2 separate regions of the Homo sapiens genome follow, and region 1 is linked to region 2. Evidence: chromatin loops called from intact Hi-C (ENCODE). Cell type or tissue: endothelial cell of umbilical vein. All regions are shown on one strand. Region 1 overlaps JADE2 (jade family PHD finger 2). Region 2 has its middle 2.7 kb from the start of LINC01843.

Region 1 (2,500 bases), 65 kb after region 2:
CCAGTCCTCTGAACCCCACAGGCTGTTCTGGTCTCTCCTCTCTGGGACATTTCTAGGGTTCCAGAGCATATGGGACCGTGTCACAGTGTCTCCCCTGGGTTCAGACATACATGCTCACCCTCTCCCTGGGTCCTGTCAGGAAATAGCCCTGGGCAGGAGCATGCAGGGAACGTTGTGTGACCCAAGGCGCCTGCTTTTCTTATCTGCATCGCAGTGGGCAAGGCTGTAAAATGGGTAGAACATCTCCAGGGGTGTTGTACTGTCAGGGAAGGGGCACTGGACCCAGCTTCCCCAATCCCCTCCTTCCCACTCATCTGCGCTGCCTGCTCAAGAGGGAAATGACCTATTGCCCCCAGAGAGCCCTCACTGCCTGGCAGCCAGCTTGCCACCAGGCCAGAAGGAAGAGGTGGAGGTGGGAGGAACCAGATGTCCCTGGCTCCAGCCAGGACAGAGGGCAAGGCTACCTACATTGCAGCCACCACCTCCTGGCCAGCCCAGCCTCCTGTCACATGTGGCAGGGGCATCAGGTGTAAGACCTTCTGGGACCGAAGCTGCTTCCAGAGTCTTCTTTAGGCCACCATGTCTCCACCCGCTGGATCTCCAGTGGAAACACCTGCTTTTACTCCTACTGTTTCCCAAACAACCCCTCAGAACTGACCTCTCTGTTCTGTGCTGGTCAGCCCATGTGTCTGTCCCTGGCTGGGTTGTCCAGGGAGGTCAAGGGCTTGACTCACTTATGTAGTCATCATCCTGGAAAAAGAGACTTGAGGAAGATCCTCCCAGCCCTGCTGAGCAGATGAGGAAACTGGGGCTCGGAGAGACGAATAACAGGAAGTCTTAGAGGAACTCCATTCCAAGGGTTTTGAGCTTGAATTTGGACCTCAGTCGGGGGCAGAAAAGGAGTTGTTGGCTTATTCTCTATTCTGTAAATTTCCTGGGCAAAAGCATCCCTTTTTCAGTCCCCTAATCTTCCCACCCCAGTGTTGGCTGGTTCAGGTGGAGCCTGGGGCTGAGGTTGGCGGGCTCTGGGGTTCCGGGGAATGAGAGCTGCTGCAGAGACTCCTGCAGTGGGAGCCAGAACACTCCAGAGTCAGGTGTGAACCGTCCCACTCCTCCTCTGGGAAGAGGAAGCAGGGCCAATTTTGAAGTATGTGCAGCCTCTTACGGCTCAGGGGGCCCTGTCAAATGCTGCTTTCTGAGCAGCCACCAAGCTGGGCTGGCGGGCACCAGCTTCAATGAGGGCAGGGGCATGCACAGCCCTGGCAGGGCCGAGGAGGGACAACCATGAGCCAAGCTGACCCCCATCAGCGGCCCAGCCTCAAGGCCTTTCCAGGTCACACATTTGCAACTTGGGTGAATGAACAGCGACAAGAACCCTGCCACGGGGCAGGCTTTCTGCAAAGGCCCATGGTGGTTGGTGGCCTGGCCAGCGGGCCCAGTCTCGGACCGTGGCCCAGTGCCAGCAGCCGGGAGTATCCAGCCTGTAACTGGGCACTAAGCCAGCCTGGGCAGGAATCATCGGAAGATGGGGCAGGGCTTGAGGTCGAGGCCTTGGTAGCCTGACTTTGCATCCAGTTCCTGCACTCCCAGCTCTATACCTTCTTTGTTTCAGTTTCTACTTCTCTGAGTTTCAGTTTCTTTGTCTGTAAAATGGGAATAAGGATCAGACTGACCTTGGGGTCACAGTGCATGTGGGGGACAAAGCTTAGCACAGTGCCCTCCATTGTTGGCCGTGATTGTTGTTACTGTCCTGGCCCCTCAGCATTTGGCTCTTAGAAGAAGGGAGGCCAGCCCGTGCGCTCTGAGGGTGGGCTCCACAGAGGACCAAAAGGGCAGGCCCAGTGCTAGGGCCTGGGAACCCAGCATCCTCCCAGATTGATTCGTTCCTCCTCAGCCAGGCAGGGGTTTTGCTGAGAGAAACAGGAGCCGGGGCTGCTGCCGGCATGAAATCCCATTTTATGGTCAACCAGATGTGCTTTCCTAAAATTTCAGCCTTGGGCCTCGGCCCCAGCGGACGCTCGGAAGGCATGGCCACTGCAGCCTCCCAGAGTTATTTACGGCTGACAAAAATCGCAGCACTGTTGATCAGCCCGACAAGTGCCGGCTGGTGTCCCCTAGCAACCGTGCTGACAAGCAGGCTGTGCAGGGACTTGCTGCTTGTGGCTCTGGCTCTGGTCACCAGGAGTTTATTTGGGAGCCTGACCTGGCCTGAGGAGGAGGCCAAGAGGGTGGAGGCGGCTCTGAGACACACACCTGCCCAGAGGATGATATGGGACAACTTCCCAAGGAGGGAAAGGCTCAGAAGGAAGTGGGTCCTGGCCTCAGTGCCTGGATGGTGGTCCCTTTGGCCTCCCACCAAAGCCAACCTTGTCCTGGGCAGCTCCAGCCTGCAGACCTCTGGCTCTTCTGCCCCTGTGCCTTCCATCTCTAGGGCTCCCCCAACCCATTAGTGCCCTTGCCTCACCCAAGCCCAGTCACCACCTCCAGCTGCTCCCAGGTC
Region 2 (2,500 bases):
GAGGAAACATGTAAATGAACAGGTGTGGCTGTATTCCTTTATTTATGGACGCTGAAATTTGAATTTCACATAATTTTTACATATCTGGCTGAGCGCGGTGGCTCACACCTGTAATCTCAACATTTTGGGAGGCCGAGGCAGGCGGATCACTTGAGGTCAGGAGTTTGAGACCAGCCTGGCCAACATGGTGAAATCCTGTCTCTACTAAAAATACAAAAATTAGCCAGGCATTTTGGTCCATGCCTGTAATCCCAGCTACTCGGGAGGCTGAGGCAGAAGAATCGCTTGAACCCGGGAGGCGGAGGCTGCAGTGAGCCGAGATTGTGCCACTGCATTCCAACCTGGGCAATAGAGTGAGACTCCGTCTCAAAAAAAAAAAAGTAAGAACTATTCTTAGCTCATGGGCTATACAAAAATGGGTAGTGGGCCAGAATTGGCCTTCAGGCCACAGTTGGCCAATTCTCTGTTGTAGAATGTGCCATCCTGGGGCTCAGATTCCCCATAATCACTGAGGCTGTAAGTCCTGTCCTACCATACGGGTGGTATGAATGGCGAACTGTTTGGTTTGCTCAGGAATGGGGGTTTCCTAGGCTTTAGATTTTTTGGTGCTAAAACCAGTACAGTCCCAGGCAAACCAGGACAGAACAGTTGGTCACCCTAGGTAGTAATCATTAACCCAGAGAGGGCCAGGCTTCAGGAGCCAGCTGGCCAGGGTTCAGGTGTGGCCCCCAGGGCCCCCTCCAGGCATTGCCTTGTCCTTGTGGTTTGTGGTAGGGCCTTGTCCCATTGGGGCTGGCCCTCTGCAAGGAGATGCCCCCTCCTCCATGCAGGAAAACCTCTGTGGTCTGGGAGCTCTCAAAAGGCAGGAAGTTGAATCATCAACTCCGGTAACGTCTCTGTCAGCCTGTGGGTCTGCCCAGGGAGCTCAGGGCTCCAGGCCCAGGGGGCTGGCTCTGCGCTTTGTTTGCTGCTTTCTCTGAACAGGAAAGCTTCAGAATGAGGCTTCTAGAGAAATGAGAGCTGTTGAGTCAGATGGGGAGGAGCGCTGGATGTTAGGTTGACCAAGACTCTCACCCTGCTCTGGCCTGGACTTGCTTTGTGGCCTTCAATGACTCTCTCGCGCTCTCTGTATTTTGGCTTTGGCTTCTACCACAGAAATGCTGATTCTTGAAATCCTCTTAAATTAGGAGTATGAATGATGACCAAAGTGGGAGCACCCCGGCTTCCGAAGACCCGTTTTATCTTTTCTACCAGGGATGCAGGCTGCTCAGACACACTTCCCTGCCTCCTGCCTGCCTGGGAGAAGGACCTGACCAGCCACCCCAGTTCTGGCCACAGGGGCTTTAGGAAGGTGACAAGTCTGGATTTAGGGAGATGGAGGAGAGGGGCAGAAAAGGAGGTCCAGGTTAAAGACAGTTATCCACAGATGACAATGATAACCATACCACCTGTTGTTTATTAAGCACTGACGACGTGCCAGCCTTTCAATGATCTCATCTGATCCTCACAATGACTCTTTCAGTTAAGGATTATCATCATTTTCATTTTATGGGGAAGGCAAATGGAGCCCAGAGAGGATAAGTACCTTGCCCAAGGTCACACAGCTACCATGAGGTGCAGTTGGCATTAACTCTAACTGTGTTAGACTGTGGCTTTGAGGGTTGAGGGCTCAGGAAGCCCACAGGTAGCAAGGGAGGGATGAGACTGGCAGAGAAGTCTAGAGTAGGGTCGGGGGAGAAATTGTTCTTTCTTCCTGGTGCTGCATAGGGACATCCAGAGAATACTAAGAAGTCTGGGGTTTGCTAGGCTTGGAGACCATGTTCCCAGACCAGGGATCATGAGGACACAGTCCCTAAGCCCAGCAAAGCCCAGACTACCTACAGTCTGAATGCTGAACCCCTCGAGACCATTTGGAAAATCTGTCGAGGGCTTGAGGAGGAAATTGGATACATAGCAGGATTTTGCTACAGAGCAGAAATGAGCATTTACTTTCCGAGCAAAGACAGCCCTTCTCCAAGGATGCCCCTGGGTGTCTCTGTATGTACCTCCCCAACCCAGCATGGGTGCCATGCTCAAGGTTCAGACAGAGGACCACAAGCCCCATGCTGCACCATGCATAATGTCCCTCTTCCCCTTTGACGGGGGGGACGATGGGAGCTTGGCAGAATTTAACCATCCTTAGCAGAGGACCACGCCTATGAAGGGCCAATAGGGCCAGTGATGGGCTGTGCTCCTGGGGTGGGGGCAACCCTCAACTTGCTGTCCTCAGTAACACAGCCGATAGATGTCTCTGAGAAAAGAGACCAACCCAGCTGTGCCAGGCAACTGACTGGACCCCTGACTTGGATTCAGGTCAGGTCTAAAGATGCCTTCTCCCCTATTAGCATCAGGTTCAAAGCCAGGCTTAGCCAAACCCTAAACATTCCTTACACTTTCTGGGGAACCACGAAATTCTTCATGAAGCCCTTAATTTAAAAAGCATCTTGTAGGCTGGGCACGG

What was found. A loop is a pair of places that touch in the nucleus more often than their neighbours do. Peaks named below come from ENCODE experiments on the same cell type or tissue, not always from the same donor. Only the 100,000 strongest peaks of a DNase experiment are listed, where the experiment ranks them.
Region 1: it touches region 2 in a loop (2.8-fold over the local background); 2 of 110 quality-filtered maps call a loop at or near these places.

What each region holds. Positions count from the first base shown.
Region 1 is chr5:134,567,440-134,569,939 of GRCh38, forward strand. The region is part of intron 9 of JADE2 (jade family PHD finger 2); the gene reads left to right. Among named protein-coding and RNA genes, the nearest start is that of JADE2, 43 kb to the left of the region's middle. In endothelial cell of umbilical vein, no CTCF peak of the experiment used is centred here; DNase peaks (open chromatin) are centred at 752 and 1,522; H3K27ac peaks cover 2,179 bases.
Region 2 is chr5:134,502,624-134,505,123 of GRCh38, forward strand. No RefSeq gene overlaps it. Among named protein-coding and RNA genes, the nearest start is that of LINC01843, 2.7 kb to the right of the region's middle. RefSeq lists an enhancer at 845-1,184. In endothelial cell of umbilical vein, no CTCF peak of the experiment used is centred here; a DNase peak (open chromatin) is centred at 958; H3K27ac peaks cover 1,800 bases.